Regions from separate parts of the Homo sapiens genome. Here all the other regions are linked to region 3. Evidence: read pairs that join two places in POLR2A ChIA-PET (ENCODE). Cell type or tissue: CD4-positive, alpha-beta T cell. All regions are shown on one strand.

The links. Peaks named below come from ENCODE experiments on the same cell type or tissue, not always from the same donor. Only the 100,000 strongest peaks of a DNase experiment are listed, where the experiment ranks them.
Region 1: POLR2A ChIA-PET joins it to region 3 with 8 read pairs; 1 of 35 experiments calls an interaction of 5 or more read pairs at or near these places.
Region 2: POLR2A ChIA-PET joins it to region 3 with 5 read pairs; 7 of 35 experiments call an interaction of 5 or more read pairs at or near these places.

The regions. Positions count from the first base shown.
Region 1 is chr22:39,600,789-39,604,788 of GRCh38, forward strand. The region is part of intron 3 of CACNA1I (calcium voltage-gated channel subunit alpha1 I); the gene reads left to right. Among named protein-coding and RNA genes, the nearest start is that of CACNA1I, 32 kb to the left of the region's middle. In CD4-positive, alpha-beta T cell, no CTCF peak of the experiment used is centred here; a DNase peak (open chromatin) is centred at 1,673; H3K27ac peaks cover 771 bases.
Region 2 is chr22:40,355,116-40,359,115 of GRCh38, forward strand. ADSL (adenylosuccinate lyase) reads left to right here. Exons shown (of 13, transcript NM_000026.4): 5 at 3,749-3,920. Among named protein-coding and RNA genes, the nearest start is that of ADSL, 11 kb to the left of the region's middle. In CD4-positive, alpha-beta T cell, no CTCF peak of the experiment used is centred here; no DNase peak of the experiment used is centred here.
Region 3 is chr22:40,256,963-40,260,962 of GRCh38, forward strand. The region is part of intron 3 of TNRC6B (trinucleotide repeat containing adaptor 6B); the gene reads left to right. It overlaps LOC124905121 (a long non-coding RNA gene), which reads right to left. Exons shown (of 2, transcript XR_007068107.1): 2 at 2,080-3,406. Among named protein-coding and RNA genes, the nearest start is that of TNRC6B, 81 kb to the left of the region's middle. In CD4-positive, alpha-beta T cell, no CTCF peak of the experiment used is centred here; a DNase peak (open chromatin) is centred at 1,659; H3K4me3 peaks cover 280 bases; H3K27ac peaks cover 909 bases.

The sequences.
Region 1 (4,000 bases), 660 kb before region 3:
GAGGAATGATGGACAGACAGACATTCTTTCCTCCCTTCCTAAGTTGTGCGTCCTCCAGCACTGCCAGCGGATACTGGGTGAGTTTATGCTAATTAATGATACGACCTTGAGAGAGCCACTGACGCTCTCTAAGCTTTCATTTCCTCATCTGAAAAGGGGAATAATAATAGTAGCTGCGTCAAAATGAGCACCCAATAAATGCTAGCTGTTAGGATTGCTATCCTGGATCTCTCATCACGCCAGAGACCGAGCACAGACTCAAGCACTGTCTGACTCCAGACTGTGGTTATTTCTACCGAGACACAAGCTGCCGTCAGGGACAGGCCTGGTTACAGCTGAGCCCATCTGGAGCGTCTGTGACCCTGCTCTGGGTCTTGTGCCTGCTTTCCTGGGTCAAACCCATCCATGCATTCATCCATCAACCAGGGACTGAACAACTTGCTCCCCAGTGTTGGCGCCGCCCTAGCTGCTGGGGGCAAGGAGGAGAGCAAGCCAGACACAGGCCTTGTCCTTCCTACTCCTGTCTCGGGGAGGCACCCACCTGCTACGCCAGTGGGCGTGCCTTCACACACGGGGACCAGGGCGCTGGGCAAAGCATGTGGTTTGCTGAGAGCATTTAACACAGCAGCCCGACTGAGCCAAGCTGGGGACTTGGGGGCTTGAGGGCTTCCTGAGGAGGTGACACGGGAGAGCTGAAGGATGAGGAGACATTAACCATGCCCAAGAGTGGGTCATTATTAGGGCAGAGGAGAGAGAAAAAGGCTGGAGGCTGTACGTGTGTGTGTGAGAGAGGGTGTGTGAGTGTGTGTGTCAGTGTATGTGTGTATGTGTGTGACCTCGTGTGTAGAATGCTATTGAGGAGGTGTGACCTTTTTGATTCAGTAGACGCATGGCTGAGACGGACAGTCAGGGTGTGAGAATCCCATCAGGTATCTGCTAAATTCCACAGATGTGTTCTGAAGTGAGGTGATTCGTTTCACTAGGGTTTTAAAAAAGTTACACCTCTTCTAAGCTTGCTTGCTCTCTCGCTTTCTCTCCTTCCTTCCTTCCCTCCCTCCCTCCCTCCCTCCTTCCTTCCTTCCTTCCTTCTCTCTCTTTCTTTCACCCTCCCTCCCTCCCTCCCTCCCTCCTTCCTTCCTTCCTGCCTTCCTTCCTTCCTTCCTTCTCTCTCTCTTTCTTTCACCCTCCCTCCCTTCCTTCCTTCCTTCCTTCCCTCCTTCCTTCCTTCCCTCCTTCCTTCCTTCTCTCTCTCTTTCTTTCGCCCTCCCTCCCTCCCTCCCTTCCTTCCTTCCTTCTTTTTTTGAGATGGGGTCTCACTCTGTACCTAGGTTGGAGTGTGGTGATGCAGTCACCACACACTGCAGCCTTGACTTCCTAGGCTCAAAGGATCCTCCCACCTCAGCCTCCTGAGTAGCTGGGACTGCAGGCATGTGCTACCAACCCTGGCTAATTTTTCTTTTCTTTTCTATAGAGACAGGGTCTCACTATGTTGCCCAGGCTGGTCTTGAACTCCTGGGTTCAAGCTTTCCTCCCACCTCAGCCTCCCAAAGTGCTGGGATTACAGGTGTGAGCCACCGCACCTGGCCTCTAAGCATCTTCTCTCAATCACTGTATTCAGTTTTACAAACACATTGTCAACAGTCACTGAGACCTGTACGGAAGCTACTCTGGTTTCCTGTGGTTTCCTGAGCACTGTATCCTCCTCTTAGTCACGTTCTTCGTTTTCATTCTTATTCTGGTTTGGCTGGAGAACATCTTTAAGTAGTTTTTTTTTAAAAGAAAAGGTGTTTGGATAGTGTCATTTTTCAATCTTGCCTGTCCAAACATATATTCCTTTGATCTTTGAGTGTGGACCGTTATTTGTGCTATTGTAGAGTCAGAACACTGCACACATCCTGCCATTCAAACCTACACTATAGTATTGCAGGTGAGTCCAGTACAGATCTGGTTCCTCTTTCTCGGAAGATGACCTTCTTTTTCCTGACTAGAAGCTTGTGGGCTTTTCTCTTTACCTTCACAATCAGACCTTTCTCTAGGGCAGGTCTAAGGGGGACCTTAGAGAACTCAAGACTGGTGCTTTTGGCCAGGTGCAGTGGCTCACCCCTGTAATCCCAGCATTGTGGGAGGCCGAGGCAAGAGGATTCCTTGAGCCTAGGAGTTTGAGACCAGCCTGGGCAACATAGTGAGACCCCATCTCTACAAAAAATAAAAAATTAGCCAGGTGTTTGTGGTGCACTCCTGTAGTCCCAGCTACTCAGGAGGCTGAGGCTGGAGGCTGGGCTCCTTGAGCCCAGGAGGTTGAGGCTGCAGTGAGCAGTGATCGTGCCATTGCACTCTAGTCTTCAACAAAGCAAGACCCTGTCAAAAAAAAAAAAAAAGATTCATGCTTTCCATCATCTCAGAAGAAAGTTCTTCCATCTCTTCTTTGACTATGGCCCATTATTCTCTGCTGTCTCCTTCTGGAATTCATGTTATATAGATGTTTCTGTCCTCTATCTTTTGTCCATGCCTTTCCCCTTTTCTTTCACAGATTTTGCTTGTAATATGAGAGAAATCTTTGACTTGGGCTTCTGAATCACAAGTGGGCTTTTCAGCAATGTCCTTTCCCCTATTTACTGCCCCTATGGAATAATTCATTTCCTCAGTGTCTTTTTAATTCACAAGAACACTTCTTGTTTTTGGATTTCTTGTTTTTCAGAGTACCTTGTGCCTGTTCTTGTTTTATGGATGCCTGCTCTTGTTTTATGGATGCCTGCTCTTGTTTTATGGATGCCTGCTCTTGTTTTATAAATACAATATTCACCTGAATCTCCTTATATACTAATTAGGCTTCTTAAAAGTCTTTTCACGATTCTGGAAGTAACCCTGTACCAAAGTATAATTTCTGAAAAGGTAAAAAAAGTGACCCTTACACAAATCTTAGAATGAATGTATACGGCAGATTTATCCAGCTCGTTAAGGAGTAGGGACTCAGCAGATGGTAATCAGCAGAATTAGGAAAACAGACATCGGAGAAAGAATGTAGGAAGAAAGTGAGATTAGAGTCAAAACTGGTTAATAACCTACAGGGTAATAAACCATAACCTTTGGAGTTATCTTTTGGGCAGAAATCACATACATCTCTGCCAGATAAAAATCTACAAGTTAAAATGTAATTTCATAGCATCCAGACCTTTAGTGAACAGGAAATTGTGAAGCAAACAAAGGTATTTTCTCCCTGGATAATGAAATAATCTTTAAATGGCCTGTTAAATTATGCTTCAAAATGACATTGCGAGAAATAGTGCCCTCCTTTTGCCGTATTTCCAAGTTCTAGGGTAATTTTTCCTAACTCTTGTTTCAGGGAAGTCATTTGTTCTGCTGGCTCCACAGACTGACTCCCATGGGCACCCCCACGCTGCCCTTTTGACTTGAAGCATTCTGTATTGCTTAGCGATTCTTTCCTGTCTGCTCATATTTATAAATAAAGACGATGAGGCTCTAAGCTGAGCAGGGTGAAGAGCTGCCTAGCTTCAGCATTGTGGTGAGCTCTCAGTTTGACATTTTCTCTTGGTCCTCGAGATGGGGGCTGGATGAGGCGAGGTCTGCAGGCCAGCATCCTTGGGAGATCAGGGAGGGCTGGGCATGGGGCTGACATGCGATGTGTGCGGTCACACAGGGCCCCACGCTTGGGTCCATACTCTGCTGTCACTATTTTGAAATTCTTAATCATTTATGAACAAGGGGCCCTGCATCTTCAGTTTGCACCAAGTCCCACAATGATGTAGGTGGTCCTGGCTGAGGGATAGATGCAAAGGAGACTTTTTTTTGAGGCAGTTTCATTCTGTCACCCAGGCTGGAGTGCAGTGGTGCGATCACAGCTTACTGCAGCCTCGCCCTCCCTGGACTCAGGTGATCCTCCCACTTCAGCCTCCCAAGTAGCTGGGACTACAGGCACATGCCCCATGCCCGGCTAATTTTTTTTTTTTTTACTTTTTAATTTTTTTGTAGAGACAAGCTC
Region 2 (4,000 bases), 98 kb after region 3:
TAAATTTCTTTCTACTTTTTGAGTTTTGTTTTGTTTTTGGAGAGGGAGTCTTGCTCTGTTGCCCAGGCTGGAGTGCAGTGGTGTGATTTTGGCTCACTCTCACTACAACCTCTACGTCCTGGGTTCAAATGATTCTCCCGCCTCAGCCTTCCTAGTAGCTGGGACTACAGGCGCCTACCACCATGCCCGGCTAATTTTTTTATTGTTTGGAGAGATAGGGTTTCGCCATGTTAGCCAGGCTGGTCTCAAACTCCTGACCTCAAGTGATCTGCCCACTTGAGATCCGCCCACCTCGGCCTCCCAAAGTGCTGGGATTACAGGCGTGAGCCACCGCGCCCGGCCTAGACATTTCATATAAACAGAATCGCATACAATATGTGACCTTTTGTGTCTGGCTTCTGTTGCTGTTTTCAATATCCATGTTGAATCAGAACTTCGGTTCTTTTTATGACTGAAAAGCGTTCCATTGGTTGTACCATGTTTCATTTACCCAATTGTCAACAACTGATGGACATTTGGGTAATTTCTACTTTTTGGCTACTATGAATAATGCTGCCATGAACAAGTCCATGCTAATTTACTTCTTTCTTTGCTTACACCAATAATCTGTTAGCAGTTAACAAGGAAAACAGTAAGATTAATTTTGGGGATATACTATAGCTTGTGATGTGCCTCCTATGGACATTCCTAGTGTTACGCCTTGATGTTCCTAGCTGTCAGTGTCATTAGCCTAAGAGGAAAGAAATTCCATTTGGAATAGGTTAGGTTATCTATTAGAAATTAGGCTGGGTCCAGGTGCAGTGGCTCATGCCTGTAATCCCAGCACTTTGGGAGGCCAAGGTGGGTGGATCACCTGAGGTCAGGAGTTCAAGACCAGCCTGGCTCACATGGTGAAACCCTGTCTCTACTAAAAATACAAAAAAAAAAAAAAAAAAAATTAGCCGGACGCAGTGGCGCATGCCTATAGTCCCAGCTACTTGGGAGGCTGAGGCAGGAGAATTGTTTGAACCTGGGAGGCGGAGGTTGTAGTGAGCCAAGATTGCACCATTGCACTCCAGCCTAGGTGACAGAGCGAGACTCCACCTCAAAAAAAAAAAAGAAAAGAAAGAAAGAAATTAGGCTGGGCGGTTAGGCTGGGCAGCCGGGCGCAGTGGATCGTGCCTGTAATCTCAGCACTTTGGGAGGCCGAGGCAGGTGGATCACGAGGTCAGGAAATCAAGACCAGCTTGGCCAACATGGTGAAACTCCATGTGTGCTAAAAATAACACAAATAGCTGGGTGTGGTGGCAGATGCCTGTAATCCCAGCTACTCAGGAGGCTGAGGCAGGAGAATCACTTGAACCCCGGAGGCAGAGGTTGCAGTGAGCCAAGATCGCGCCGCTGCACTCCAGCCTGGGCGACAGAGTGAAATTCCGTCTCCAAAAAAAAAAAAAAAAGAAAGAAATTAGGCTGGTCATAGTGACTTATGGCTGTAATCTCGGCACTTTGCGGGGCCAAGGCAGGACGATAGCTTGAGGCATGGAGTTCGAGACCAGCCTGGGCAACATAGGGAGACCATGGCTCTTAAAAAAAATAAAGTTAGCCAGGTGTGGTGGCTTGTGCCTGTAGTTCCAGCCACTCAGGAGGCTGAGGCAGGAGGTTGGCTTGAGCCCAGGAGATTGAGGCTACAGTGAGCTGTGATTATACCAGCGTGTGCCAGCCTGGGGTGACAGAGTGAGACCCTGTCTCAAAAAAGAAAGAAATTGGACATTAGGGCAACTTATTCATAATTATATATTTTGTTTTTTTGTTTTGTTTTGAGACAGAGTCTCACTCTGTCACCTAGATTGGGGTACAGTGGTGTGATCTCAGCTCACTGCAGCCTCAGCTTCCCGGATTCAAGTGATTCTCCCACCTCAGCCTCCCAAGTACCTGGGATTACAGGTGTGCACCACCACACTTGGCCAGTTTTTGTATTTTTTGTAGAAACAGGGTTTTACCATGTTGGCCAGGCTGGTCTCAAACTCCTGGCTTCAAGTGATCCACCTGCCTCGGCCTCCCAAAGTGCTGGGATTACAAGCGTGAGACACCGCACCTGGCCTCGTAATTATGTTTTATGTTCAGAAACAGACCTTCAGTGGCTTGATTTGGGCTTTTTTTTTTTTTTTTTTTTTTTGACATGGAGTTTCGCTTTTGTCATCCAGGCTGGAGTGCAGTGGCACAATCTTGGCTCACCGCAGCCTCCGCCTCCTGGGTTCAAGTGATTCTCCTGCCTCAGCTTCCCGAGTAGCTAGGATTACAGGCATGCACCACCACGCCTGGCTAATTTTGTATTTTTAGTAGAGACGGGGTTTCTCTGTGTTGGTCAGGCTGGTCTCAAACTCCCGATCTCAGGTGATCCGCCCTCCTTGGCCTCCCAAAGTGCTGGAATTACAGGCATGAGCCATGGCACCCTACTTTGATTTAGGCTTAATGCTGGAAACAAAGCCATTAGCTGCTGTGTTTGAGTCCTCTGGTTATGTGTGTTGTGTAGCTGTTCTCCATAGCATGACTATTCCTCACTGGATCTTGACTCCTCACAAAGGCTTTCCTCTACTTCCAATCTAGAGCAGCCATCACCATTACCTTCATCGTTCTTTTATTCTTTTAGCACTTAAAATCTCAATAATTAATCTTGTTTCTTTTTTTTCATTTGTTTTTTTGAGACAGAATCTGGCTGTGTCGCCCAGTGCGGTGTCACAGTCTCGGCTCATTGCAACCTCTGCCTCTCAGGTTCGAGTGATTCTCCTGCCTCAGCCTCCCAAGTAGCTGGGATTACAAACACCCGCCACCACGCCCAGTTAATTTTTTGTATTTTTAGTAGAGACAGGGTTTTACCTGTCTCTGTTGGCCACGCTGGTCTCGAACTCCTGACCTCAAGTGATCCCCCCGTCTCAGCCTCCCAAAGTGCTGGGATTATAGGCATGAGCCACCGCGCCTGGCCTAATCTTGTTTTGTTTTCTTTTTTTACTCGTTTACAATGTAAGCAAGTGCCACTGGACAAGGACCCTGTCTGTGTTATTCCTTGTTGTATTTCCAATAGTAAGAGTACATCAGATACTTGGCAAATATTACACGAGTATCTAATGTATTTCTTACCAATGTCTGTGGATATAGCCATGAACAAAAGGGACATTGTCCCTGCCCTTATAATAAATTGTCTCTTGCCGTGCATCACAGTGGTTCATGCCTGTAATCCCAACACTTTGGAAGGCTGAAGTAGGTGGATCGCTTGAGACATAGAGTTTGAGACCAGCCTGAGCAACAAAGTGAGACCCCGTCACTACAAAAAATTTAAAAATTAGCCAGGCATGGTATTGCATGCCTGTGGTCCCAGCTACATGGAAGGCTGAGGCAGAAGGATCACTTGAGCTCCAGAGGTCGAGGCTACAGTCAGCTATGTTCATGCCACTGCACTTCAGCTTGGGCAACAGAGCAAGACCCAGTCTAGAAATAATAATAATTTAAAAATTGCCTCTTGATGAAGAAAGTACTATGCTAATCGCCTTTTAGTTTCATACTCCTTGACTATTTGTAAATGACATTGAATCTCCGTAACGATTATTTGGTTAAACATTTTATCTCTTGTTTTATCTTTACCAGTTACTCCCTCTCTTACTTAAATTGTTCTCCCTCCAAGGGGTAATGGTGGTTATTAAAAGAAGCAATGAAACCTTGATGATTTAAGGTCTCGGTCTGAGACTTTCGTGTGTTCTCTTTGGGTTTTCAGGCCTGCACAGCTGACCACAGTTGGGAAACGTTGCTGTCTTTGGATTCAGGATCTTTGCATGGATCTCCAGAACTTGAAGCGTGTCCGAGATGACCTGCGCTTCCGGGGAGTAAAGGGTACCACTGGCACTCAGGCCAGTTTCCTGCAGCTCTTTGAGGGAGATGACCATAAGGTATTCTGAAAGTGACCTGCAGGACACAGAAACTCAATGGTGGAGCCTAAGAGACAAGGCTGCCTTTGAGGATGATAGGA
Region 3 (4,000 bases):
AAAAGCCAGTGTGTGTTGGGTTGAGGAGGGAGTGGAAGGTAAAGAAATAGAGGCAGTGCTGAGAGGTTACTGAAAATTGTTCAGTACACATTGACCGCTCACTGCATGTCATCAGATTTAAAATGTTCAGCCTAGAATATCTTTTCTAGGCCTTGTTTGTATTTTAACTACTACTTTAAAAACATTTCTAGGTCATTCTTTTTTATGTTTGATACCATTGAGATAGTTAAAGGAAATAATAGTTTGTACTAGTTCTGTGCAGCTGCTGTGTTCAGAACCCTGCCTGGTTTGGAAGTTTCTTAAAGAGCACTTTTATCTGAAAAAGTAGCATCTAATTGGAGTTTTCAGAAATAGGGGCAATTGGAAGTTTAAACTGTGAGATACAAGAATGGAATAAGAAAAATGGGATGAGGAAGGGGAGGAGATTCAATTATTAGAGCACGTAAATGGTTCTTAAAAGAAAATGAATGGAGGACGGGCACGGTAGCTCATGCCTTTTATCCCAGCACTTTGGGAGGCTGAGGCAGGTGGATCACCTGAGGTCAGTAGTTCGAGGCCAGCCTGGCCAACATGGTGAAACCCCGTCTCTACTAAAAATACAAAATTAGCCGGGTATGGTGGTGCACACCTGTAATCCCAGCTACTTGAGAGACTGAGGCAGGAGAATCGCTTGATCCTGGGAGGCGGAGGTTGCAGAGAGCCGAGATCACGCCACTGTACTCCAGCCTGGGCAACAAGAGCGAAACTCCGCCTCAAAAAAAAAAGTAAATGAATGGACGGCCAGGTGCGGTGGCTCACGCCTATAATCCCAGCACTTTGGGAGGCTGAGGCGGGCAGATCACCTGAAGTCAGGAGTTCGAGACTAGCCTGGCCAAGATGATGAAACTCCGTCTCTGTTAAACATACAAAAATTAGTGAGGCGTGGTGGTGCACGCCAGCTACTCGGGAGGCTGAGGCAGGAGAATCACTTGAACCTGGAAGGTGGAGGTTGCAGGAAGCTGAGATCCTGCTACTCCACTCTAGCCTGGGCAACAGAGCAAGACTCAGTCTCAAAAAACAAACAAAAAAAGAAGTAAATGAATGGAAATCAGAAAATAGGATACACAGCCTTTTTTTTTTTTTTTTTTTTTTTTTTTTTTACCCCACAATGTTTTTATTTCCCTATAGTACTGAGATCATGTTTAAGCCACAAACCTTTCCTCTGGAAGATAAGAAACTATGCACTTACTTTGAACAGCTCATCTTTAGAAAAACTTGCACAACTTACAAATCCTTAAGATTCAGAAAAGAGACAGCCTGAAAAGTAACATATTCAGACTTTTAATGATAGCTTCTCTTGCCCTTTATCGTCTAACATTCTGGACCATGATGATGGGTGATGCACACTGATTCTGATGTCTTAAGTTTGGACTTTGGGAGTCAATTTGGATCAGACATCCTGCCTGAAAAGCTGTGTTGCTCTCCAATTAGTGCCGGCAATTCTGGTTGGCCTTTAAAAGCTTAACATTCTTGGATTCACAGAAAGGTGTGATTTAAAAAATAGAGTAAGAATTCATTCAGGTGCTGAAACACAGTTTGCTATGACTAAGGTGGTGTCTTGGGCGTTTTCTGACTGTTTCCTGGAGGTTTTGTTTTTTTCTTTTTATACTTTGACCTATTTGTACATGATGTCCTGGAGTTTGAATGACTAATCTCCTGGGCCAGAGCACACTGTATTGGGAGGAAAGTGGTTGAGGTGTGTTCCCATTTTATAATGACTTTATCATTTACAATCCATTCTGTCTCTGATGTGGTGGGAAAGTGCCCTGAGGAACTTTTGCAAGGAATCTTACATGATACGTGATACCTACCAAATTTCTTCAGTTGAAACAGTGCTGTGAATGTTTTAAAGTGAGTCAAACTGGTGTTCAGCCCTCAGTCCTGCAGGTCACTCTGTCATGTCTTGTTGTTTTTCTGGATTGAGTTAAAAGTATGTAGTAGACCTGGGTAACTTATAATGAAGATTCTTGACCTTTATAGCAGGGCAGCCTTACAGAAACATAGCTCTTTCTGTCCTAAAAACCAGTTGGGATGAATTTCTCCAGTCTCTGCCAACTTCTTGTTTATTCTCATAATAAGATAAAAGGGGATTGCGAATGCCCTGTGCTATAGAATCCTCCAGTAACAGATAGAAAATTAATATTAAATAATCTTCATTCATTCATTTACCAGTTATGTATCCATCTGTTGTTATAGGTCATGAATATTAGATAATGACTAATTTTCTTTTCTTTTTTTTTTGAGACAGAGTCTTGCTCTGTGGCCCAGGCTGGAGGGCAGTGGCACGATCTCGGCTCACTGCAACCCCCGCTTCCCAGGTTCAAGCAATTCTCGTCCTCAGCCTCCTGAGTAGCTGGGAATACAGGCGCATGCCACCACGCCCAGCTAATTTTTGTATTTTTAGTAGAGACTAGGTTTCACAATGTCGGCCAGGATGGTCTCGATCTCCTGACCCTGTGATCTACCCACCTCGGCCTCCCAAAGTGCTGGGATTACAGGCGTGAGCCATCGCGCCTGGCCGACTAATTTTATTTTCTTAAGTCACACATTTATTCTGCTCATCAGATTTTGGATCCTCTGACCTCCACTCCCCCTCCCCTTACTGGGAGGCCTGGTGCTGCCTTGTGATTAGCTGAGGTTAGACATGGGGTTACCTGGAAATTGCTGCAGGCACCTGCTCTTTTCTCCTGTCACCCACAGTATGTTAATGTCCAGTAGTGGCATAGATTGGGCCGCCTGATTTCTGATGATGTATCTCTCTCATAAAGGAGCCAGTTCAGCAAGCAACATGCTGGCCCCGCATCATTTTAGCAGTCAAAGCAGTACTACCCCCAGAGTTGGCCCTGACGTTACCCTGGGAGGCAGGGATTTGGGCCTCAGAATCATCCGAACTGTCAGGCTTGATGATTATTTCTGTACGACTTCCAGCCTCTATTTGCCAGGTAGATTTTTATGGAGAGGGTAGTGATCTTCTGGCAGCATGCAGCGAGGGAGGTACAGATCTAAGAGAGCCTTCTCTGTATGTTCGACGGGAAGAGCCAGAGGGTCCGGCAGAGTGCGGTTTCACGGTTGCCCCGACATTCCCACGCTGTGTGCGGGCCATTTTTAAAATTAAGTTTAAAAAAATCAAATGATTTAAAGTAAACAGAAAAAGTATTTACATTTTGAAATTTCTATTTTAAAGAATTGGGAAGAAACACTTTTTTTTTTTTTTAAAGAAAAGCAAAAAGATTTGTAACATTTCTAGTATTTACACAGAGAGCGGTGCAAGTCTTTGAGTCCAGGTAGCTGTAGAAACCAGAACCAAGCTGAGTTTGTGATTTTCTAGGCCTGGAGTTTCTTGTAAGAGTCCACTCTGTGCCATGCCCTAAGGAAGAAAGAAAAGATGAAAGATGGGTCCTTGCCCTCAGGAAGTCATGGCCTGGTGAGGGAGAAGGACTTGTAAATGGAGAATTTCTGTGATAGAGAGAGATGGGACTTGTAGATGGAGAATTTCGGTGGTAGAGATAGATGGATTTTTGAATGGAGAATTTTCATGGTAGAGAGAGATGGATGATGTGTTCCAGGAGCACTTAGGAAGAATGTTTAGCCCATCTAGGCCAGGGGCTTCAATAAAGTTTACTCAGGGGTAGATCTTTTAAGAATGTGGATGAAGGGAAGGGACCCTTGGACTGAGGCTTGAAACCTTTCCCAAGGACTTTGCCATGGACATTTAACTCTTCTAGGCAGCACTTCAGGGAATTAATTCCACTGTTGATTTAGGGGAGTGAATGTTGATTGCTTCCCTCTCCGCCTTAATTAATGGAATGTATTCCATGACCTTGCTGTGTTTAAATTCTTGTCACTGTCAGCCGCCACCTTCATCCTACCTTCAGCAAACTGGAGAGATTGTGGAGAATTTGGAAAAACTGTTTCCCTTGAGAGTAGAGTAAAAGGAGAAGTTACTTTGTTAGAATTGGTA